Regions from separate parts of the Homo sapiens genome. Here region 1 is linked to region 2. Evidence: chromatin loops called from intact Hi-C (ENCODE). Cell type or tissue: prostate gland. All regions are shown on one strand.

Region 1 (8,000 bases), 110 kb before region 2:
ATGTGCCTGCATGTTTTACTGGGCCCTATTCACATCACCCTGTGGGAACTGAGGCTTGGGGAAATGGCACAAATGTTGATATTCTGGCTATTGCTATCACTAGAAGTAATGAAGTCCTTTGTCTCTGACCCAGGAATTTTGTGTCTTCTGCCAGCATCCACGGAATTGTGGCAAGGCAGCACATTAGCTTACAAATAGGGTAATGTTTCAGTTCCTTCATAGCTCTTGACACCTAATAGCTGCCTAGGAAATAATAATTTTGATCAGGTAATGTCCACCTCCCCTTCTCTTTTTTTTGGAGTTGGGGTCTTGCTCTGTTACCCAGGCTGTAGTGCTGTGGCGAGACCATAGCTCACTGCAGCCTTGAACTCCTGGGTTCAAGCTATTCTCTTGCCTTAGAAATAATGCTCTTCTTTACCAACTTTTCCAGTGCCATTCTATGCCTATCTTTACTTAAGGTATATACTTTGTCTACTTCAGAAGGACTCAATCCCAATTAATGTTTCCAAATATGATGCAAGAAGACACACTTCAGACAACTGTCATTTCTATGAGGAGAAAAAGGGAAATTTTTAGAGACTGAGAAATGGCAAGGCAGAAAAACTCGATGATTTGCAAAGGCTGCCCACAGCAGGTGTAGCAGGTAGGACCTCAGCCTTGGGTAGAGTTGCTGAAAGATTTTGTCCAATTGACAAAATGGTATCAAGTAGCAGCAGTCAGGTGAGGCAGGGAGGGAGGCAGCCCTGAGTCATAGAACCACAAGGAATCTAGTTTCCTGCCAATTCATGAAACACTGAACTGGAGGCATCCAAAAGGTTTATGCAAGAGAACTAGCATGCAGTGTTAGGCTGATGATGGACAATATTCCATTGCTACCGTGCCAGTTGGAAATAGGATACCAGATGTTTCTGATTTCTGCTGTGTGGATTAGATAACCTCAGAGAGTCCCTACACCTGAAGGAGACTCAGAACATCTTCCACAACGAAGATGACAAAGACAGTCAACGCTAACAATGATGACAGCCAAAAGGACAAATGGATGCCCACAGGAAAAATCATTTAGACAAACTAAACATTTCATGATACTCTATGTCTAAATTTTATTTCCAGGTTTGAGGATCAGGAGGCTACAGGAATCGCCATATTTACCCATACTTTAAATGCCTGCATCTGTGACAGGAAGTATCATTAACCTTTGTCAATAATGTCTGCTGGTGAGTAGGCCATGGCCATATAGGCCGTATATATCCCCAGGGCCAAACAATCAGACATTTGGAAATACCCTGGAATCCAATTACAGGTAGAGAAAAAAATCACTGTCAAACGTATTTTTCCTTGACATAAATAAAAATAATATAGTGTGGCATCATTTTCAAATGTATCTGTGATGTATTATTTCTGTGTGCAATATGGAGAGTATCAAGCTCATAATAAAATACTGTAGACATAATTTTGCTTTCATGGCTAGGTTAGTGGGTGAAAGCCACTTCTAAATTCTTGACAGCTGCTTCCTTCCACTGGGAAATGCCATTTATCTCCACCTGGCCTCAGGAGGGACTCGTTTACAAGAGGGAGCAAGGAGGGAACATAGTTCTAGCTCTCTAGAGAAGGCAGCTTAACCCCGGGATGCCCTCCAGGGACCACCATCAACATATGGTTTTCAGGTGAGTAGTTTCTCTCTATTCTGTTTCCATGAAATAGGTTACCTGGATCTGACATAAATTGTGATAAGAGGTTATCTGGCTATCTTGACTTTACTTATGGGTACACAGATTATTATTATTAGTTTTCATCCTCAGAGAAACTTTCTCAAGAATTATGTTGAAGAACTCTATCCTAATAAGAACACTGTACCTTTTCTGACAAAGAGAATCACTTAGGTGCTTTCAGAATCATCTATGAGTTTCTAAAAATAATAGGAAATAAACTTACTAAGTAGATATTCTGATGTCTACCCCCAGGGATCAGTGAAAATAAGGAAAAGATATCAAAGCAATGAATGAAGAGATGCCTTTCCATGTTTGCCCAAACTTTGGGCTGGCTGACTCCATTAATTCCAACACAGTGCAAACAGGAGCGTGTGTATGTCTTTCTTTCCCTCCCTTGGGCTGGTACTTTTAGAAAGAAGGAAAGTACTTAGACCATCATCACCAAGTCTAGGCAGTATGGGGACATACATCTGCTAAGCCCACAAGAGGGTCAGATGGAAAATTAATTCAAGCATGTATTGACTTGGTGGTGGGGATTAGGGGCATCATTCATACAAAAGTTATAGCAGATTAACCTGGGGAAGCTTTTGGCTGAGAGATCTCACTAGATGGCATATCATGCTATCAGTATTTATCATTAGCCTTTCCCTTTTAAAAAGTACGTTTTGTAAGACAAAAGGAAAAGGAGTTTTTAATGTTTTCCTATCTTCTTCTTTCAAAAGTTCTTCAGAATCTGAAACAGGAGTTATAAAAGAAAGAACCCATAAAGGGACCTGTACTCCTGAGGCACAGAAAATTCAATAACAAATATTAGTTTTTCCTTTTCTTGTAAATATAATTCTGAAATGTAGGCTGCAATTTTTGCAGATGTTGGTGAGAGGGTTAGCAAAGGGATGGTGTGGCATTAATATGAATAGCAATGCAAACATGGTAGAGCCATGACTCCATGACAAATGGCTGAGATGGGCATCAGAACACTAATTACACTCCCAGCACTGTGCCAAGATGGTCTGAAGCACAGCTTTCCATCTATCTGGGCCTCAGTAAAACATGGATAATAACATCTCCCCTACCTACCCAGATACGTTTGGGAAAAAGGGGCACAGCACTACAAAAATGTGAAGCGTATTATGATTGCATGTTCCCACAAGGATAAAGAGTGAAAAAGCAAGGCAATCCCTGGCACGTTTGGACATGCCAGGTGTTTGGTGCAGGACCAACATCTGGATGTGTGATTATATTTTTAATTCTTCCTCCAGATGTCAGGATACTGGAAATGCTAGGGATAAGCAAAAGGTTACTTTTGAACATTTGAAAATGGGACTTGGTAAAAAGAATATACTATTAATTGGATGCTAACAGAATGCTTCAAAGAATAAAGTAGGCTGAGAAAAACTTGGTGACACCAACTTTGCATTTCTGTCATAAAGGCCAATGTCTACAAAGCAGAAGGAAACCTCTGCGGTTCTTTCTGAGACCACCATCTTTTCATACACTTGCGATGTCCAATTTTATAAATCAATTACATATCAGGACAAGGAAGACTGTTTGCTCTTGCTGATTTGGATCCTGATTACTTAACATACAATGGACAGCTCTTCTAGATCTCACAGGAGCCAGTACTTTTGACTTTTTTCCAGGAAAAAAGCAAACAACATCAAATGATGCTAGAATTCTTGGTTATATGCAGATTCAAGCCCAGTATTCCTCTTTCAGAAGCAGGTATCATTTATTGTGTAATTTTGGTCAAACATTCTCTCAGTCTCTATTAATCCCTTCTCTGAAGAGAAAATAACACTTGCAAATATTCTTTTTTTTTTTTTTTATTTTTGAGACGGTGTCTCACTCTGTCACCCAGGCTGGAGTGCAATGGCACAATCTTGGCTCACTGCAACCTCCGCCTCCTGGGTTCGATTCTCCTCCCTCAGCCTCCTAAGTAGCTGAGATTACAGGCATGCGCCACCACGCCCGGCTAATTTTTTTGTATTTTTTTTTTTTAGCAGAGACCGGTTTTCTCCACGTTGGTCAGGCCGGTCTTGAACTCCCGACCTCAGGTGATCCACCCACCTCGGCCTCCCAAAGTGCTGGGATTACACGCAAGAGCCACTGTGCCCAGCTGCAAATATTCTTTTGAAAGCATACTGACATATCTTCCCCAAATGCATACTACACACACACACGCACACACACACACACACACACCCACGTATACATGAAATGACTATTTTCTGTATTCTTACTGAAGCTGAAATATTCTTTTGCAGTGGCTAGAATGGTCTCGAGTTAAACTGTAATTCAATCAAATACGTAAGAAATTATCTTTTGCCACAAACATCAAGGAGAGAAATTGTCTTTTGCCACAAACATCAAGGAGATTAAAAATTTGAGGACAAATGACATTTACAGACACTGTCAATTCCCTCTCAGCTCGGAGCTGTTCTGTACTTCACAGTTTAGACAATCATTCTGTAAAGGACGGGAGATACAACTTTTAGTTAAACGTCCCAGGATAAAGTGCTGAACCACAACTCTGCAGGAGGATATCTCTCATATTGCCTCTGGAAATACCACAACGTAGATAATAGCAATGATATAAGGCAGGGTTTGGAAAGCACACGGCTGTTATAGAACAGTCTCTTTTCTTGACTTTCAGAGTCTCAATATTTTAAGACCGACATTACTCATCCATGACTGAGCCATCTGCCTGGGACAATCTTCCATGGCTCAGGGATCGGGAGTAACGGGATGTCACGGGAAGCTGTGGAGGAGCCGGCCCGCTCCAGCAGAATGAGCCAAGGTTTGGAGAGCCAGCAAAGAATTGGACAGACAATATCGTTCCATTATATCCAGTTCTGCTAAGGTCATGGAGTCCGGCCTTGTTTAAATTAAACTTTATGCCATATTTAGTCAACCCTCCTAGAATTAAAAGCTTAATGCCTCTGCTGTCTTCAATTGGCTAAGTCTACATCAGGCTGTAAGCCATAACACTTGACTAAAGCAAACAGTGCTAGCAGGAGGGTTAGTCAACACACACTGTGTAAACGCTGCTGAGAACCATCCCTGTGTTAATGTGAAAGAAAACGGACCCACAGTATGCAGAGCAGGCAGGAAAACAGCTGATGCTCAAGGCTGCAGTGTACAATATCATCGCGCCTCTCCAAATAAAGTGAAGAAGACAGAATATCTCCCAGGAGAGCTTGCCTGTCTGTACATAAGGACGTACACACACACACCCACATCCAACCATGTGCCAGTAATTTTTACAATTTGAATTATTTTCCTTCTTCCATATTTACCTTCTATTTTCACTAGGTCCACATTTTTCTTTGCTTGCTGTAATTAATTTTATTCTCCTTCAGTTTAATTTAAACCAGACTAACAGTTCCTCGGGTAAGAACATTCGAATGTTGGTCACTTGATTGGGCAGACCCACATCTCAAAATGATAAAGTATTAAATGAATATTCCAGTATTTAGGATTAAATGTTAAAGTAAAGCTTATTTTCCATATTCTCCTTTTTCCATGGCCATACATTGACAACTTTGATGAATCATTTTGCTTTAATATAAGTGGCTCTGAAGACGTCTAGTTTGTTAGTGACCAGGCAGTTGCAGTCACAACCCCCCTCCCCCAACAAAGTGTACCCATAGTTGCTGTCTCAGTATTAGCCTGCAGGTTGAAATCATCACTACTGCCCTGAGGAAGCCTGTCTGATGTTAACCTGTTCATTTTCCCTCTACTCTCCCTGTACTCACCTTGGGGATGGTGAGGGGTTCCTGGGGAGGAGGCAGACACCGTGAGAGCCTCTTGAGAGTCTGAAGATGAGGGGCTATGGCTCAGAGGAGCCAGGCAGGCTGGGGCTGCTGGCGAGGTCAGGTCCAAGGAGAGGTCGGCTCTGCCCCGGCTCACACTCCGGCTTCTCAGCTCCTTCTCGTGCTCCTCAGCTGCCAACTGTTCCAAGTATTTGTATCTGAAAGTTAAATTCCAAAGGGTTTCCGTCAAACGAAAGAGGAGCCTGTGGCTGATGCTTGTTTATGGATGAAACACCTGCAGAATGAGCCGGTTTCCTGATGCACACAGCACAGTGCAGGGCTGGCTGGAGAGTCAGCCTGCCAAAAACACCCAGCAAAGCCAAGATGCTAATGATTAAAAATCCCACGTCACTCATAACCAAGCAAATTGGGGGAAATGGCAGCATCACACAGTCCCTAGATACTGGATCACTGCTGCAGAATCCTATCTTGCTCTTTTAGGGAACATTTGTAAATAAGCAAAACAGCAATAACCACCACCAAAAAGCCTCAAGAGTGATGGCTGAAAACCAAACCCCCTCGGAGCTCACAGCTGTGAAATGGGTGGGTGCCTTGGTGTGGCAGAGAGAAAAAAAATGCCCCCCATATACCAAAGGGGGTTGCTTGGATGAAGGCCTGCCTCTCTGAATTTCTGAACCTGCTTCAATACTAACAGCAATGTAACTGGAATTCACTTTGTTCTCTCAGTGCTGACCATGGAAACTTTTTTTATATTCTAAAATATTTCTGAGTAGGAATCAGACATCCAATAGCTTGAACCTGACGTCACATAGAGTTTATTCATCAAAGTCAGTTTAAAAGAACAAAGATACATCTGTTTTGCATTTCAGGCAGGCAGAACCCACTAACTGTTTATTAAGACCAGCTACCAATCATATTCCTCATAGTGCGCTTTATAGATCAGACCAAAATAACTTTGAAATGTGTGCCTCTTCCAGATGTCTGCTAATTTTACTCACCATTATTTTTTCAGAAATAAATTTATGCATTCAGCTGTAACAGGTTTCTTACTATCTTACCTACCACTAAACTTTGGAACAGCTTACTCAAGACGCTCACTTTGCATCTATCCAATTCACTGCTTCAGTTCCTCACAATGGGCATTAGACATGGTGTTCCTCATTTACCCAGATAAGAAAGGCAGAGCACATAATTAAAATATTTTAAAACAATGCATTTAAAAAGCATGCATTTTTTGCATCCCATCCTCAAGGTGGGTGTGGTTTCTCGATCTGTAATCCTCACCCCTTTTCCCTGCCAGCCCAAAGGCAGTCCACCCTTCGGACCACACTTGCATGCACATCTCCCTCCAGGAAGGCTGCCTTGACCACCACAGCTGGAAGTGATCTTGGCCTTGCCTCTGAACTCATGTCGGATATGTAGTCCCTTCAACTCAGATGGCATTTTACATTTACTGCCTGGCATATTTAGTCATCTGTTCACATGTGTATGTCTGTTTTCAAAAAGCAAATAATAGGATTTTCATGAACAGGAAGATTACCATCCTCTGTTCTTTCCCTCGGTGCCTTGCATTTGCAGGCTGATGGGAAGCAGGCAGAGCATGCAGGGAGAAGCCTGCAGAGTGGCACCCCACCTGCAGAGGTCCACCTGCAGCCCAGGATGCTGAGGGAGCAAATGCATCCCATTTCATTTTTGTGGGGAATGAGCTTGCATTCATGGTGAATCTCTGATAAAAGGTGTGTAGTGCATGTATATGTAGACACAAACACTTCAGGCTTGGCCAAGAGCACCACCTCTTGAGGGGTAAGAGAGGCAACAAAAGGAATGTGTTTGTGGCCTTAATTCGGGCCAGCAAGAAAAAGCCACTTGGCTGTGGAAGTAACAAGAACCTTGAAAGAAAACAATTTTAAGGGTAAGAGGCAGGGCCTCCAGCAGGTATGTGTTAAATGGGATGGTGGCAAGTTCAAGGCCAGAAATGCCCTAAGTCCAGGAGTTGTGAGCACAGGCATTCCCACACTGCTGCCACAGGATAAAGGGGCAGGCAAGAAATGAGTGCAAATAAGAGAATCTGGACAGGTCCAGGAATTCAGGAGGTCAGAATCCCACTGCAAGAAATCAAATGAGTCTGGAGTGGGTGGTGGTGATGAAGCCCTCAATGAAAGGCTTCCAGCCAGGAGGACATCCCACTTGCTGCATTCATTTTTGCTGGCTCATTCCTGGTCCTGGCCTTCTGCATGCCTCTCTGTGGGCAGCCAGGTGGGCAGGAATTTGTGGGGAGCCAAAGGGTTTAACCCACTTTCTGGGAGACTCCAGGGGCCACTCATCCCAGAGCCTGTATATATTTGACTCAAATGCTATTCCTGTGTACCCTTTGGCCTCACAGATGCCATCACTGAAGATCTGTAAGACATGGGAAGAGTTAGAGGTTTAATCTGAATTGTCCCAAAACATGATGTTTATGTGTTAGACAAAAATGGTAGAAGCAGAGGTAGAGGGATGGTGAGTTGTTGCTTCATGG
Region 2 (8,000 bases):
CCTGGGCGACAGAGTGAGACTCTGTCTCAAAAAAAAAAAAAAGTAACATGCACATCTTTTATTGTTTACTAAGGAATACCAAAATCCCTGCACTAAGATATTGCCCGAAGGAGCATCTTGATAGTATATGCAGAATGAAATTCGTGGTTGAGGGAAATCAACAAGATTGGGTACTTTTCCAGTTGGCAGCATTCCCATTTTCAAATACAAAACTTCACATTCTAAGGAGGCTATGTAACTTGTCGCATAGCCCATTTCTGGAAGAAGTTAAAGAAAAACCCAGGTCAATCTGATTCTTTCCACTATACTATGGAGGTTCCCATCTTTCACTCTGGTGCAAAAACTTAAGCCTTGGGAAAATGTGACAAATATTATCTTCTGAGTAACAATAAAGGTGAAAGAACTCTCTTAAGTAAATAACCAGCCCTGGAAACATGAAAATGAACAGCTAAAACCCAGGTTTGGCAAATGTGCTGTTAGAAGAGTGTGGCAGGCAGCTCACATCTCTTTGGAGTAGGGGGAGAAGGGCTGGCAGATGGGGGCTAGAGTAGAGAGTGGCAGAACCCTGCAGGCTCCCAGAAGCCTGTGCTGCTTCTGGTACTCTTGCTCATCCAACTCTCCTAGAAAAGGGCAGAACATCTCTCTGGAAGGAACAGCATGCTGCCTACTTTGGTGTTTCTGCATTTCCCTAAATGTTCTTCCAGATTAGAGCCACCCACTTCTACTCTTCCTCCAACTGCTAAAACTCATCTGGTTGCCCTGGGCTACAGGGGCAGAAGAGTCAAAGGTGCACCCTTAGTTTCTGCTTCTTGCGTTCACAAAAATAATGTCTTTGTAAGTTAAAATTCTGGTTTATCAGCAAGCCTCTTAAGAATTGAGGAACCACAATCAGCTCCCTGAAGATGATCATCTCAGAGTGAATGGAAGAAACTGCTGTTTAGCCCTGTGTCTGGAGACCTGTCTGGACAGTGGGGCCCCCTCAGCCTGCTGCCCTCTTTGAGGCCTGGCCTGAATCACTTCTCTCTCACTCTGAGGTCTTCCTAAAACAATAACTAGTAAAACTTGCTTTTTCCCTTTTTTTTCCTACTGAGATTATTCTCACATGGGGGACTCTAACATATCAAATCAGTGAGAATGAGTGTTCTGGGTATGCACAGCCAAGTGGCCGGTAGAAGAGCAACAGCCCTAATGAAGAAGCTGGCACTTTATACCCACAATGACTCCAACACAAATATTACATGACTATGCCATTAAAACCCATGGAATTTTAGAAATCTCATCGAATATAATGTTGATAAACATGCAAAAATTCAAACACAACCTCATTCACTAAACATATTTTTATGCCATTAGAAACAAAGCTCTTTAAACACAGCACAGCATTGGAAACAATTCGATTAACAAGATGAGAAAAGTCGAATGAATAATAGTACATTCATATGACTGTATATTATGTAGGCATTAAATATTGTAGTTTAAAAATTTTGTAGTAACAAAGGAAATGCTTATAATATACTCAGAGTTAATTTTGTAAGAAAAATTTAAAAAATCAGAAGAAAAGGTACCAAAAAATGATGATCTTTATGTGGTAGTGTTTCTAGGTAATTTTTATTTTACTTTTTTTGTATTTCTAAAGTTTTATACAAAGAGAGTATGTTATTTTTGTAATCACAAAAAAATTCAGTAAATGTTTTAAAAAGTTATTTTTTACTATCAAGATTTCCATATTATACCAGTAAACTTTAGCTATTTTAGTTTTTTGAGAAGGGGTCTATGTGTTATTCAAGCTGATCATGAACTGGGATCCAGGGATCTTCCTGTCTCAGCCTCCCGATAGCTGGGACTACAGGCCACCATGCCCAGTTGCCATATTTTTTCTTTAATCTGTAATCATTAACTGAATTATAAAAAAATTAGTCTTAATTGAATTTCTATTAATGAAATATATTTCAATTCAATTAATGTGGGAATTATAAACACAACATCCAATATCAAGGATGGATTTAAGACAATAGTGCAATTCAAGGAACTAACTATAATGTTCTAGCAACTCCCTTTGCCTGGACCATATAGAATTTGCTGGCTGAGTACATCTCATGCTATTGCAGTATATTTACAGTGTTTTTATAATATTAACAATTGGACTTCTGGCTTCCAGCTGGAAAGATGTCGAGTGTCACTCCCAACCTAATAATAAGAGAGAGACAAACAATCTTTCACGCCATAACTTTTCTTGAGCCCATCATATACCTGGGGTTGCAGGAAAACCAAGTAGCCTGAAATCTAGGGAGGGAGAGTGTTCTATCCACCCAGAAAGGGTGAGAGGCCAGCAATGGACTATCATCTGAGGCAGGGTAGGGGAGGAAAATGAAGCCATTTATACAAAGCAGCAGGAAAAACTCAGGCTGGGCATGCTGGCTCACGCCTGTATTCTTAGCACTTTGGGAGGCCAAGGTGGGAGAATCACCTAAGCTCAGGAGTTTGAGACCAGACTGGGCAACATGGTGAAACCCCATCTCCATTCAAAACACAGAAAATTAGCTGGGTGTGGTGGTGTGTTCCCTGTGGTCCCAGCTACTCAGGAGGCTGAGGTAGGAGGATTGCTTGAGCCTGGGCTGTTGAGGCTGCAGTGAGCCGAGACTGTGTCACTATACTCCAGCCTGGGTGACAGAGTGAGACTCCGTCTCAAAATAATAATAATAGTAATAATAATAATAATAATAATTAAACAATAAAACCTCAGATAATAGTTTTAGCAAATTGTCAAATGTCAACTGTGGGCTACCATGAGAGCATAAACCCCTTGGAACTGCAGACACAAAGGGATTTGGCAGCCACCAGTAGGCTGCTCTCCATGGCACTCACAAAGAAGCTGGGGGCAGGGCTGGGACCTAAGAAACTTTCCCAGTAGTGCAGGCCTAGCGGTGCACAGCCACACAGCAGGCAGAACAGCAACAACCCTAAAGGAGGAAGGGAGCAGCCAGCACTGTGAAAAGGAGGGGAAACCCCAGCCAGAGGCTTCTCCTCTTTGAGACAAAAGCCTTAAGCCACAGGGAAGGTCAACAAGGTGGGGGAGGAGAAGGGAAAAGAATAAAACCCTGTACTCCTAGGGCAGGGGCAGGAAACCATACTGGGCATCTCCTGTTGCTTAGTGTTTTACGTCTTCTTCACTATTATCACTCCCATTTTGTAGATGAAAAAGCAACCCACCCCAAGGATGGTGCAGGCGTGTGTGACCCCAAAGCTCTGGCACTGACTGTCAGATGCAGCATATCGTGATTCCAGGAAGGCCTTGTGACCCCAATGAAGAAACACAGCTGGATGGTCAGAGTTCAACGGCTTCCCACTAATTGTACAATGACCCTAAAATGCCTTGACTGATCAGTGTCAACCTGCAGGCTGCACTGGTTTATGCATTCCTTGTCTCTGTCCCACTAGACATTTTCATCAATGGCATGGAAGATCTGCTTATTCATTTTTTGTTAAATAAAATTAGCACTAACAGTTAATAAGAGAAAGAAGCAGAACAGAATTCTTAATTATCTTGAGGCTGGAACTCTGGCCCACAATCAATGGGGGAAAAATGCAAGGCCCTGAATTTAAACGTGAATCAATCAATCGCAGACACGCAGAATGGAAGAAACTGGCAGATAAAAATGTGTGACAAAAATCCGGAAGGCTTAGTGGATTACCGGTTCAAACGGAGGCAACAGCCAAGGCTGCTGCTAAAAGATGTAATATATCAGAGGTGGGATTTGTGGAAGAATGACATCGCATCCCAGCTACCATATTACTATTCTTTGTACTACATGAACAGAAGAGTTGGTAACCAGTATGATGAGGAGCTGAAAATTATATCCCCAAGTACTATCTGTAGCAGCCATCAAGTTTAGCTTGGACAGGGTTCACATGGTAACTGCCTGTAAATACTTTGCTTCCACAGCAAGTCAGAGTGTCTTGTTCAACAAAACAATGCACAAGCATTTGGTTAATGACAGGTAATGCATGTCCGAAAAAGGAAGGCTTTCCACCAATTCCAGCATGCAACAGTATTCCTGGGCAACCTAGGCAAATGATTTGATGATCCCTCTGCATCTAGAAGTATGAGGAATGGGACTGATGATGTCAGGAACACCTTTAACATGACATTGCCATCTCTTCAAGGCTAGGATTCTATTATTTACATTACGTAACTTACAAAGGTCTTCAGCTCTCACCCCCATATTTGGGTCATCTGAGCAGATCACACAACAGTGACATGCCAGTGGCTCCAAGACCAGAGGGCTCACCGAATCTCCTCTCCTTGCCCATCAGCCAGTGTCTCCTGGGGCACATGGAGCACCAGGCTCCATGGCACTTAGCTCTCTTTGGGAATATTTCCTTCATCTCCAAACCAGTGTGTCCAAAGTTTTCTTGCCAACAAACCCCAATGTCCAACTCTTCTACTGCCATTGGCACTGCCATATTTCTAGCTGCAGAGTCAAACTGTGACCCCCAACCTTTGATTCCTTTTATTTTCCTATATCCAGAAATCTCCTCCTAGAAGGCTAGTCCTCAAAATGTCTCTATTTTTTCATTATTCTGTTTCCACTGCTACTCTCACCTCACAGCTGTGATACTGAGCTAACCCTTCCCACCCAGCTTTCCCATCCCTGTCAATTTCCCCTCCTCCACCACTCCATTCTACACACCACGTTACTTATTTTTTCTTCATTTTGCAGTCCTAAACAAACTTTCAGCAATGTCCCCAGTGTTGGGGGTGGGGTGGCTGGCGGGTGGGCTCATAGGTTCTCTAATGTATATGACAGAGAAAGAGAGAGCGCATGAGCACGAGCATGTATGTATGTGTGTGTACGTGCGTGCAAGGAGGGCCTTGGCCAGGGCTCCTCCAGATAGGCCTACATAGGAGTAGGGAGGCCTGCACACCCTCACACAAGTAGAAAGGAAGTCTGGAGACCTGTGATCAGCAATATGGGGCACAGATGGAAGGATGAGATCCAATGGGGCTGATGGGAACTTAGACAGAGCAAGGCAAGCTAACCTGGAGAGCAATGCAGACAGGGAAGCTTCCATGCCAGCGCCCTGAGGCACCCCTAAGAGGCAGCAAGGAGGTGAGAGTTTGCCAGGCTCAGGGCCCTGAGGCCTTCCCCTTGGGCCAAAAGAGGATCCATAGAGATAAAGAGACAGACTCTCTGTGCTGGGTGACAAAGGGCCATGCTGTATAGACTGAATCATCTTACTCCAATTAATTAGAATTCCAGATGTATGAAGAGAAAAAAATCCACATCCTGTGATAAGTCATGGGCCTGGCATCTGCCTCTTACCTCTGACTGGAGAGTTTAAAGATTGGCTCTTGTAAATAGAAAGAAACACTTTATTGAAAACACTTTTTTCTTTCTTTTAAAAAGTCATTATTTGGCTACGAATGCATTATTTTCTCCCCTGGCTATGAGTCTCAAATATCTGCAAATATGCATTGCATAATGAGCCTCTGGCAGGCTGCAAAATCACATCTTGTTGCCTTTCATGGAAGAAAAATGATGAATTATGAAAACACAGTGACAAGATGTTTCTGCTCCAGTACTTCCTTTATCAACTCTGTGACTGTATAAGGCAAAGGCAACTGGATGTCAAGGTAACCTTTCCAGGTTAAGATAAATCTGACTCTTTGTCAAAAGGAAATGCTAGGGCCCCTGGCTTTGCTGATTTCTTAATTTGAATTGGGGAAAACCCATTGCAGCTGTATTGACCAAACTGTATGTTTAAGGAGGAGACTGAGGCCTCCTTCTCAAAATCTAAGGGTCTTGGGTTGATGTATCTGTTGTTCTTTTCAATTTCTCATTATTCAGATGGGGGTGAGGGAAGAGTATCAGCAGACACTCTATTGGTTTTGTAAATAAGAGGTGATCTCATTAGAACTATGTAGACTGGAAATAAACTTGGCAGCTACTGCCTTTGTTAACTTTCAGCAACTCGCCTAGAACAGAGCACACCCTGCAGGGGGGCAGGAGACCTTCATGTGACATCACAGTTAGTGGGATGGGCTGTGGCATCACTGTTCCCCAGAATTCTCCTTTCCAACAACACAGTGAACTCCAAGGCACAGGCTGACTCTTGGCTCCACTCTCTTGTCCTCATTATGACCAGCACAGTGCAGAACACAGGAGCCAGAGACTATTCTAGACCTGCCTTTGGGAAAATAAAAGATGAAGACAGAAATCCACACAGATCCAGTGCTGACGGCCCAAATGGCTAGGGAGGAGGCGAGTGTGCCACCTTAGACAGAGGCCCTGAAGAGGCAGCCCAGAGTCCTGAACCACCACTGAGGAAGCACACACCGAGTGCACCGTGTAGGATGGGGAGGCTGGGAAAGCACAATTCCTACAAATGTATTTTTGAAACTTTTTAATTTTATAATTTTTCCATGTTATTTAGAAATGCAATAAAGATTTTCCTGTGTGTTTATTCTTTCCTGATTGTTTATTTTCCTTACAGAATGATTCCAAAGTAATATCAATATGATGCTGTTGCCACATCAGAGACTCTGAGCCATGGCATGCATTTCTGTTATTTCTGTTTTTTTTTTTCTCTGCTGCTCTTCTTCTTTTCCTCCTCCGTGGTCCTTCTCCTCCCTCTTTTCTATCTCTCCCTCTTCTTTTCTTTGTGCCTTTCCTCTCTTAGTCTATTTTTGCTGCTATAAAGAGAAATACCTGAGACTGGGTAATTTATGAAGAACAGAAATTTATTTCTCACAGTTCTGGAGGCTGGGAAGTCCCAGATCAAGGCACTGACTGTGAGGGCCCAGTCTCTCTGCATCCAAGATGGTGCCTGTTGCTGTATCTTCTGGAGGGCAGGAAGGTTGTGCCCTCACATGGCAGAGAATCAAAAGAGAGCAAATGCACTCCTTCCACAAATCCTTCTTATAATGGCATTAATCCATTCATGACAGCAGAGCTTTCATGACCTAAACACCTCTTGACACTGTTGCATTGGGGATCACGTTTACACCACAAAAATTTAGGGAGGCACATTCAGACCACAGCATTCTCTATGTAATCTCTCCCTGCTCACAGTGATTCTTCCCCATACCCATCCCACCTTCCCTAACCTTGCCCTCACTCTATTCTCTGTCTGGTGATGAGCTAACAGACTGTCAGTTTTTCTATTGTAAGCATGTTAGGTTTTATTTCCTTTTAGAAATAGGGCAAGTTGTTGGTGTTTTATCATGGCCATCATAAAACCATAAAGATATCTTAATTCAGCTGTGTCATGTACAAAAAGTCAATCTTTCTTGCAAAATCTCTTCCCATCTCCCTAGCTTTTATGTCCTTGAGACCATTCAGAGTGCCTTGGGGAGGGAGCAGGTTCCAAATGAACATGAAAGTTAGGGAGGCTTCCCAGCACAAGCAAGGAAAAAGGAGAAAAAACTGAAACAGGATATGAGATATAAATCTTCCCTCGGTCTGGCTGATGCAACCTAGAAAGCCCAGCATTTCACTCAGTGTCCAAGGTCACCTACATCAGTTTCAAAACAGAGTCACTTCCATTTTCCATAGAAAACAAAGCCAAACATTTTTTTTTAAAGATTTTCAATCTTCTGAGGGAAAGCATAGCTGTTTCTAATCTGAAATGGGGAAAAATTCTCTCATCAATAAGTACTAGAAAAAGAAAACCTGAGGGCAAGATGTGAGGGTCACCCACGGATATGGGACCCCATGGGGATTCGCATGCCAGTGCCAGCCACAGAGAAAAAGCCCTTCCAACCACACAAGGACACAATCACCAGGATTCTGAGAAGCCTGAGAAGGAGATACAGCCTAAAACTAGAACCATACTCCTCCCCAAATCAAACCAGGGCTGAGTGCTCCCAAAGGACAGCAGAATCCTTGGGAGGCAGGTGACTCCAGGGGTAGGGCCAGGGGATGGACTCCCCAGCAGAGCACAGCACTGTGAACAGCAGCCTGGAAAGGCTCACTCTAGTGGGGGTGGGCAGTGAACAC

What was found. Hi-C counts contacts between places; a loop is a spot of excess contacts. Peaks named below come from ENCODE experiments on the same cell type or tissue, not always from the same donor. Only the 100,000 strongest peaks of a DNase experiment are listed, where the experiment ranks them.
Region 1: a loop joins it to region 2, with 4 times the contacts of the local background. A loop is called at or near these places in 2 of 110 quality-filtered maps.

The regions. Positions count from the first base shown.
Region 1 is chr18:36,690,888-36,698,887 of GRCh38, reverse strand. It overlaps FHOD3 (formin homology 2 domain containing 3), which reads right to left. Exons shown (of 29, transcript NM_001281740.3): 17 at 5,465-5,679. Among named protein-coding and RNA genes, the nearest start is that of TPGS2, 130 kb to the left of the region's middle. In prostate gland, no CTCF peak of the experiment used is centred here; a DNase peak (open chromatin) is centred at 4,757; H3K4me3 peaks cover 1,904 bases; H3K27ac peaks cover 2,558 bases.
Region 2 is chr18:36,578,531-36,586,530 of GRCh38, reverse strand. All of the region lies in intron 6 of FHOD3 (formin homology 2 domain containing 3), which reads right to left. Among named protein-coding and RNA genes, the nearest start is that of TPGS2, 250 kb to the left of the region's middle. RefSeq lists a silencer at 2,844-2,893. In prostate gland, no CTCF peak of the experiment used is centred here; no DNase peak of the experiment used is centred here; H3K27ac peaks cover 3,457 bases.